Linked DNA regions of Homo sapiens: region 1 is linked to region 2. The links are chromatin contacts, found by Hi-C or POLR2A ChIA-PET in ENCODE. All regions are on one chromosome and are shown on one strand. Each heading gives the region's core, a stretch centred on a gene start or an enhancer-like site at or near the end of the contact. The rest is flanking DNA. Distances are from core to core; before and after follow the strand shown. Region 1 has its middle 22 kb from the start of SPATA3-AS1. Region 2 overlaps CAB39 (calcium binding protein 39).

The links. Hi-C counts contacts between places; a loop is a spot of excess contacts on that map. ChIA-PET counts read pairs that join two places held with the same protein, here RNA polymerase II (POLR2A). Pooled maps may share reads with other maps.
Region 1: a pooled map shows a loop between it and region 2 (2.4-fold over the local background). The contact joins two enhancer-like sites. A Hi-C loop is called at or near these places in 1 of 168 maps with a recorded cell type or tissue (natural killer cell) and 5 of 50 pooled maps. POLR2A ChIA-PET finds 5 or more read pairs at or near these places in 1 of 52 experiments (WTC11).

What each region holds. Positions count from the first base shown.
Region 1 is chr2:230,971,731-230,976,554 of GRCh38, forward strand. No RefSeq gene overlaps it. Among named protein-coding and RNA genes, the nearest start is that of SPATA3-AS1, 22 kb to the right of the region's middle. RefSeq lists enhancers at 2,391-2,440, 2,561-2,700, 4,115-4,234. Within about 2 kb of position 2,546, at least 4 of the 41 ENCODE cell types and tissues checked have a DNase peak (open chromatin) inside an H3K27ac peak, as active enhancers do.
Region 2 is chr2:230,779,708-230,784,211 of GRCh38, forward strand. All of the region lies in intron 2 of CAB39 (calcium binding protein 39), which reads left to right. Among named protein-coding and RNA genes, the nearest start is that of CAB39, 69 kb to the left of the region's middle. Within about 2 kb of position 1,909, at least 9 of the 41 ENCODE cell types and tissues checked have a DNase peak (open chromatin) inside an H3K27ac peak, as active enhancers do.

The DNA of each region.
Region 1 (4,824 bases), core at 1,296-3,795, 190 kb after region 2:
TGGCAGGCACCTATAATCCCAGCTACTCGGAAGGCTGAGGCAGGAGAATCGCTTGAACCTGGGAAACGGAGGTTGCAGTGAGCCAAGATCGCACCACTACACTCCAGCCTGGGCAACAGAGTGAGACTCCATCTCAAAAATAATAATAATAAATAAAATAAAATAAAAAAAGAATTACCATATGATCCAGGAATTCCACTTCTGGGTGTACACTGAAAAGGACTGAAAGCAAAGCCACACACAGCTTTCTGTACACCCATGTTCATAGCAGCATTATTCACAATAGCCAAAAGGTAGGGGCAGCCCAAGTGCTTCTTCCATCAATGGATGAATGGATAACACATTGTGTTTATCCATTGATAAATTGCTGATATAGTTTTGGATCTGTGTCCCACTCAAATCTCCTGTCTAGTTATAACCCCCAGTGTTGGAGGCGGGACCTGGTGGGAGGTGATTGGATCATGAAGGCATAGTTCTCATAAATGGTTCAGCACTATCCCTCCTTGGTACTGTGTAATGAGTGAGTTCTCACAAGATCTGGTTGTTTAAAAAGTGTGCCGCACCTCCCCCCTCTCTCTCTTGCTCCTACTCCGGCCACGTGGTAAGTGCTGGCTTCCACTTTGTCTTCTGCAATGATTGTAAGTTTCCTGAGGCCTCCTGGAAGCCAAGCAGAAGGCCAGCATCATGTTTCCTGTACAGCCTGTGGAATCGAGAGCCAATGAAACCTCTTTTCTTTATAAATTACCCAGTCTCAGGTATGTCTTTTTTTATTCTTTTTTCCTTTTTTTGAGACAGGGTCTTGCTCTCTTGTCCAGGCTGCAGAACAGTGGCATGACACAGCTCACTGCAGCCTCGACCTCTCAGGCTCAATCGATCCACCCACCTCAGCCACCTGAGTAGTTGGGACTACAGGTATGGGCCGCTATGCCCAGCTAATTTTTTTTTCTCTTTTTGAGACGGAGTGAGCTCTGTCGCCCAGGCTGGAGTGCAGTGGCGCAATCTGGGCTTGCTGCAATCTCCGCATCCCGGGTTCACGCCATTCTGCTGCCTCAGCCTTCCGAGTAACTGGGACTACAGGCGCCCACCACCACGCCCAGCTAATTTTTTGTATTTTTAGTAGAGACGGGGTTTCACCATGTTAGCCAGGATGGTCTCAATCCTCTGACCTCGTGACCCACCTGCCTTGGCCTCCCAAAGTGCTAGGACTACAGGCATGAGCCACTGCGCCCGGCTTATGCCCAGCTAATTTTTGTATTTTTTGTAGAGATGGGGTTTCACCATGTTGCACAGGCTGGTCTTGAGCTCCTGGACTTAAGTGATCCTCTCACCTTGGCCTCCCAAAGTGCTGGAATTACAGGCATGCACCATCGTGACTGGCCCAGTATCAGGTATTTCTTTATAGCAATGCAAGAACAGACGAATACACACGCAGTGGAGTATTACTCAACATTACAAAGGAAGGAGATTCTGACCCATGCTCTCATATGGATGAAACTTGGAGACATTATACTAAGTCAAATAAGTCAATCACAAAAAGAAAAATACCGTATGATTCCACTTAAAGAGGTACCTAGGGTAGTCAAATGCATAGACATAGAAATTAGGATTATGGTTGGTTGCCAGGAGCTGGGGGAAGTGGGGGATGGGGAGTTGGTGGTGGTTGTACTAGGTGAACATAACTTAATTCCACTGAACTCAACACTTACAGTGGTTACAATGGTGAATTCTAGGTTATGTCTATTTTACCACAATTTTTAAAAATAATTTAAAATCCATGATAAATAGAGTGACCATATAGTTTATTGTCTAAACTGGGACACTTTGGGCAATGAAAGTGGATGCTTTTAATAACTACACCTCGATCCTAGGGGTTAAAGAGACTGCCCTAGGTAGCCTGGGGGTTCCCCAAAATAGTCACTTCTCCACTTACTTCAGTTGAAAGTGTCTTCTTCGCCTGGTAAATATTCAGTACAGTAGCTATGGAAGAAATGTCACCATGAACGGTGCCAAGATATAATTATTCCTGTTCTGGAATGTCAAACTTTAACATTTTGGCCACAATATTCTCTTTTGATCACATTGTCATAATAATTTTGGGATAAAGTGGATGTATCCAGAAGTCCATTCTATGTTGGGACACTTGGCATTGCTCCATGCTTGTGTGGGGGTGGCACCTTTACCTCCCTGCCTCAATCCTCCCCTTCCCTCCCACTGTCCCCTTCCACCTATCCTTTCAGGTAGGTCTTACACAAATGGCCCCTCCTCTGTCCTGTCTTTCCTGATCCACCCTGTGGCATTTCTCCACTTCCAAACTTCTCTGGTGCTTTTACTTGGCGTCAGGTGACATGCGATAAGACCTGGATTAATTAGTTAATGTTAATAACATCTGCTTGACTGCCAATCCTGAAAAATACCGTAATTAACATCATCAACCAGCCATAGGGAAACCACCTTGGACCTCCCCGTGTAAACTACTTTGGGCAGTGCCTTGGGTTTTTCAAGAGTTTGTCAGGCACTTGAGGTTGAGGCTCGAAGAAAGAATATTATTTGATTCTTAGCCATGGTGGGAACCGACATTTATCTAAGTGTTTTTCATAGACAGGAAGTGGTAATTCTCACCCTCCCTGATCTGGGCTCTGACTCACTGGGGTGCCCCAGCCTCTGGGCCTGGGCTCACTAGTGGTAGCCAGCTGACCTGAGCATCAGAGTAAGATGCGTGCCTGAAAAATTCCCCTGGTGGGGCCGGTCATGAAAAGTGCCGTTCTCCTCATTCATGTGGTTTTGTCAGGATGCCCGGATTCCGCAGGCCCGGGCCAGTTATTTTGAGCACACAAGTCACTTTAAAAGACCCCTAAAGGTCACTGGTCCCAAGGATTATTTCACCCCCTCACCACAGTTAATGTCGTCTCCCCACCTCTGTTTTTCTGTATTCCCATAACACATTCTGAGTGTGGCTATGTGATGTAAAGAGCTGTTTTCATGCAAATGTTCAGGGTAACATCATGCATAGTGTCTTAGTTCATCTCCTGCCGCTATACCAAAATACCACAGACTGGGTAATTTACAAGGCACAGACGTTTATTTGGCTCATGGTTCTGGAGCTGGGAAGTCCAAGAGCGTGGTGCTGGTATCTAGTGAGGGCCATCCCATGGCGGAAGGCATCACGTCGTGAGAGAGAACACACGCGAGAGGAAGGAAAGAGGGGCAGAATTCCCTGATTTTATATCTAAGTCACTCCTGTGACAGCTAATCCAGTACCCCAATAATGGCCTGAATCCACTCATGAGAGCTGTGTTCCCATGACCTAATCACCACTTAAACGTGCCACTTCTCAACATTGTTGCACTGGCAATTAAGTTTCCAACACATGAACTTTGGGGGACACATTCAAACCACAGCACTTAGAATATAACAGGATTGCCCCCCTACAGCCATGAGTCCCTTGGATCACCAAGTTAATGTAACAATAACAAAGTCTAATATGATTTACAGGAAATTGGAAGCTTTAAGTAGCCTCGTGAAGCCAAAGGGCAGCATTAGAGCATATCTTTTGACACCCGAAGCTTGTGTCAAAAAGGGTATTAACAGTTGACCGCCTCACACCCACGAGGATGACTATAATTTTTTAAATGGAAAATAACCATTGGCAAGGATGTGGGAAAACCGGAACCCTCCTACTTTGCTTGTGAAAAATGTAAAACGGTGCAGCTGATGTGGAAATCAATTTGTTGGTTCATCAAAAATTTAAACATGGGGCCAGGTGCAGTGGCTCACGCCTGTAATCCCAGCACTTTGGGAGGCCAAGGCGGGCAGACCACGAGGTCAGGAGTTCGAGACCAGCCTGGCCAACATTATGAAACCCCGACTCTACTAAAAATACAAAAATTAGCCTGGCGTAGTGGCACATGCCTGTAGTCCCAGCTACTCGGGAGGCTGAGGCAGAAGAATCGCTTGAACCCGGGAGGCAGAGGTTGCAGCGAGCTGAGGTCATGCCACTGCACTCCAGCCTGGGTGACAGAGTGAGACTTTATCTCAAAAAAAAAAAAAAATTTAAACATGGAGTTTCCATATGACCCAGAAGTCCCATTTCTAGTATGTACCCAGAAGAATAGAAACACAGGTTAAAACAGTGACCAAAATGTAAAAACAGCCCAGCTGTCCATAAGCTGTAAATGGATAAACTAGACTGTAGTACATTCATAAAACGGAATATTTCATCATAAAAAGAAGGCACTACCAACGCATGCTGCAGCTTGGATGAACCTAAGTGAAAGAAGCCAGACACAAAAGGACACATATTGTATGATTTCATATGTATGAAATATCCAGGATAGGCAAATCCATTCGAGACGGAAAGTAGGTTGGTGGTTGCCAGGGCCTGGGGGAGGGGGAAATGGGGCGTGGTTTTTTAATGTGTATGAGGTTTCCTTTGGGGGTGATAAAAATGTTATGGTTGAATGAGACGGTGAACGTACTGAAGCCACTGGATGTACACTTTAAAATGGTTAAAGTGGGCCGGGTGCGGTGGCTCTGCCTGAAATCCCAGCACTCTGGGAGGCCGAGGCAGGTGGGTCGTCTGAGGTCAGGAGTTCAAGACCAGCCTGGCCAAAACGGCGAAACCCCACTTCTACCAACAATACAAAAATTACCTGGGCATGGTGATGCATGCCTGTAATCCAAGCTACTCGGGAGGTTGAGGCAGGAGAATCGCTTGAACTCGGGAGGCCAAGGTTACAGTGAGCCGAGATTGCGCCACTGCACTCCAGCCTGACAGAGCAAGACTCTGTCTCAAAAAAAAAAGAAAGAAAGAAAGAAAGAAAGAAA
Region 2 (4,504 bases), core at 659-3,158:
AAGCCCTTGAATGTGTTAGGGAGATGAGAGGTATGTGTGAAAGGTTATAGCACTTACAAGGTCAGCAACTGAAATAAGGTCACAGCTGCTGTAGGCATCAGAGGAGGAGAGAGTCATGGGAGGGAGGAGAGTCTTCCTGGATGCAGGAGCTCTTAAGAGTGGAAAGAAGGAGTGTGAGCATTCAGGCTTTTATGTTAGCTTGAGTAGAGACAGAGATGTCCAGGGTGAGAGAAGGAATGTAGATGACAGGGCAAAAGAGAATTGAAGACCTTTATTTGGAGTTTGAGATCTTAAAGAAATGGAATGGGTCTTAGGGGTCATCTGGTCCAGTTCCCTTAATTATCGGATGGTCCAGTAAGACCCAACAGGTTTCCATGAGGCCACAGAACTGGCACAATTGCACAGGGGGTACCTGAGTCAAAGCTAACCTCCTTTTTGTTTGGGAGCCCTTTCTCCAGTGCACAGAGAGAGCCATCAGCCTTGGAACTAAGTAGGATGCCCCTTACCTGTGAAGAAAAGGCAAAAAGATTATTGATGAACTTATCAGACTTACAGAATGGTTTAGAAGAGTGCCTTTCACCCAGCCTCCCTAAATGTTAACGTCTTTTATAACCACAGGGCAATGATCAAAATCCAAAAAATAACATTGGTATAATACTATTAACTAATGCACAGGCCTTTTTCAAGTTTCATCAGTTGTCCTACTCATGTCCTTTTTCTGAACCAAAATCTAATTCAGGATCACACGTTACATGTAAGGAGTCGTAACATCTCCCTAGGTCTCCTTTAATCTGAAACAGTTCCTCAGTCTTTCTTATGACTTTTATGACCCTTGGTACTTCTGAGAAATACTAGTCAGCTATTTTATAGAGTGTCCCTTGATTTAGGTTTGCCTGATGTTTCTTCATGATTCAATGTCGATTATGCATTTGCAAGAATACCACAGAAGTGAAGTACCCTTTTCATTGCATCAGTTCAGGAGGCAGTGATGTCAATAGTCTCATTACTGATGATGGTCAGTAACATCATTTGGTTAAGGTGGTGTCTACTGGAAAATTACTATTTTTCCTTTTGTCATTAATAAGTATCTTGGAGCCAGGCTCAGTGGCTCATGCCTGTAATCCCAACACTTTGAGAGGCTGAGGGGGCTGATAACTCGAGCTCAGGAGTTTGAGACCAGCCTGACCAACATAATGAGACCCCATTGCTACAGAAAATTTAAAACGTGGTCAGACATGGTGGTGTGTACCTGTAGTCCCAGCTACTCGGGAGGCTGAGGTGGGAGGATCACTTGAGCCTGGGAGGTCAAGGCTGCAGTGAGACATAATTGCACCACGGCATTCCACCTGGGCAACAGAGCTGGACCTGATCTCAAAAAAAAAAAAATTATCTCGGGGGAACTGAGCATCTCTTCTAAAAGTTTCTCAGGTGATTCTGAGTGTGTTGACAAGTTTGAGATAGGATGCAGAAATACATCAAGATGTAGTGAAGAAGTTGAGAATGTTTTAATTAGAAAGTCTTATGTTAATATAGGAGGAGTGAAGCTAGATGTTCAGATAAAGGAGTAAAGAGAGACTAATGGCTCTTGAGGAAAGTGGAGCCGTCTTGAAATATGTGCTGCTGGGAGTTACTGGTTGGAAATCAGCCCGGTTTAAAGGATTGTTTCTGAGCTGCTTTGAAGTCGAATGACATGGTGTATTGGTGAACCGAATGTGCACAAGTTCCATCACTTTTTCTACAGTGCTCAGAAATTTGGGAGCTCAAGTAGAGAAAGATTTGAATAAAGCACATTTAAGATTATGTAGGGGAGCCAAGAGACCTTGAGCTGCTCGCATGAGTGGCACTGAAATGTGCAGGCTTGGCAGGACCTGGAATGTGGTCATTAAGGGTTCAGTGGATTAGGTGACATGATGATTCAGCAGCTTGAAAAGGATACAGTGTTTGGAGGAGCTGTAAGTGTGAATACCTTACTCAGTAGGTGTGAGGGGACCAATGGGGTGGTAGGAGATGAGAAGGATGTGGTTACAAGGGCAGAGAATATATTGACACAATGCCTGCAGGCCAGAGGTGGGGCCCTAGGCATAGTCCCTAATGCAAGCTGCTATGAAGGGAACCAAGTCAAAACTAAACAAGAACAACCAAGGTTTTGTGTTTTGTTTTGTTTTTTTCCTTCTTGAAACACAGTCTCGCTCTGTCACCCAGGCTGGAGTGCAGTGGCTCAATCTCGGCTCACTGCAACCTCTGTCTCCAAGGTTCAAGATAGTCTCGTGACTCAGCCTCCCAAGTAGCCAGGGCTACAGGCTCATGCCACTGCACCCAGCTAATTTTTGCATTTTTTAGTAGAGACGGGGTTTCACCAAGTTGGCCAGGTTGGTCTCGAACTCCTGACCTCAGGTGGTCCGCCCGGCTCGGCCTCTGAAAGTGCTAGGATTACAGGCATGAGCCACCACTCCCGGCCACAACCAAGTTTATCTGTTGTGTGTGTGTCATCTTCAGTTAGTAAATACTTGCTAAATTGCCTTCTCTTGTGAAACACTTATTAAAATTTTCTGATCATCTTTTGGTAATATTTGGATATATTTTTCAAGCTTTTTGTTTAATCAGCTTATAATTGTCCATGGTTATTTGGTTATTTGTTAGAAATCTTTAAAATGTGGGAGGGGGGATGTCTCGTGGGGAGGGCTGAAAAAGGAGAAATGGAAGAAGAAATCAATGAGTACCAACATAATGATCATTTTGATCTATATAATTTACCTCATCTTTTTTTTTCTTTTTTAAATAAAAGTAGAATGTGAATTGTGAGAAAAAATATTCAAGCAAGTCTGAAATGGAGCAAATACTCTTCTTACTCCACCCCACAGGTAGACGACCATACTGAGTTTGATGTGTATTCTCCCAGAGTATTTTCTCTGTGAGACCATAGGGAATTACGTTGTAAATTGAGCACAAGGCAAATCACAACCAAACTTAACCTTTGAAAACCCTTTAATTGTCCATACAGAGCAGTAAACAGTGTGGCCGTACTGTGACTCAAGATTTCCAACACCGCAAGTATTTCCTCCAACATTGAAACAGACTGCTGTTTCTTTCTTTCTTTCTTTCTTTCTTTTTTTTTTTTTTTTTTTGAGAAGAAGGGAGTCTCCCTCTCTGTCGCCCAGGCTGGAGTGCAGTGGTGGCTCACTGCAAGCTCCGCCTCCTGGGTTCACGCCATTCTCCTGCCTCAGCCTCCTGAGTAGCTGGCACTACAGGCGCTGACCACCACGCCTGGCTAATTTTTTGTTTTTGTTTTTGTTTTTGTTTTTAGTAGAGACGGGGTTTCACCATGTTAGCCAGGATGGTCTCGATCTCCTGACCTCGTGATTCGCCCGCCTCGGCCTCCAAGGTGTTGGGATTACAGGCGTGAGCCACTGCGCCCGGCCCAGACTGCTCTTTCTTTAGTGGAGCACCAGATGCAGTAGTTGGCTTTCATTGGGCTCAGCTTGGGGACTTGTCCACACTATGAGCTGTGTGTGCACACTGAGACCCAAGCTCTGGACATATGCTCATTAAGTGAAATGGCCAGCATTGAATCACTCAGCCAGTCTCTTTCCTTGTTCAGTGCTGTAACTCTTTGTTAGGAAGACATCTGCTTGTAATTCTTTAGCTGGCTCCCTTCCTTTGAACTGCAGTTATTTTTTCACATCTCAGGTGATTTATTTCGTTGCCCGTTCTTAGAGGGAAGTCTGTTCTTGTCTAGTTTTGTTTTGTTTTGTTTTGTTTTGTTTTGTTTTGTTTGTTTTGAGACAGGGTCTTGCTCTCGCTCTGCCATCCAGGCAGTGGATGAAGTGCAGTGGCACCATCTCGGCTCAGTTCAACCTCTGCACCACTCCCCACCCCCACCCCCCAGGCTCAAGCAATCCTCCCACCTCAGCCTCCCAAGTAGCTGGGACCATAGGCATGCACCACTATGCCCAGCTAATTTTTTGTATTTTTAGGAGAGATAGGGTCTCTCACCATGTTTTTCAGGCTGGTCTCGAACTCCTGAGCTCAAGCCATCCATCTGCCTTGGCCTCCCAAAGTGCTGGGATTACAGGCATGAGCCACTGTGGCCTGCCTCAATTAAACACTTTTAAGGAATCCCTTGACTTCATGGTATGATAACATCACATTTCTCTACATCCATTTGTAATCTGAATTTTAAACCCTGTGATCAGGAATGCTGATTTTCAGCCATTCATCAATAATGTATGAAGCATTTTAAGCAACAGCAATGTCTTAGTCATATTTATGTTATGAAAAGATAATTCTAGGTGTGATGTGGAGAATGCATCCCCATTAGGCCCCCTGCAATCCAAAGAAACCAGTCAGTACACGATATATTAATCTAGGCAAGAGTTATGGGAACTTTGATTTGGGTGGTGATGGTAGACGGGGATAAATGGATGGATTTGGGAGTCAGTGATGAGTTAGCTATTGGGGCGAGGTGAAGAGGGGAGAGTTGAAGATGACTCCTAAATTTCTGACG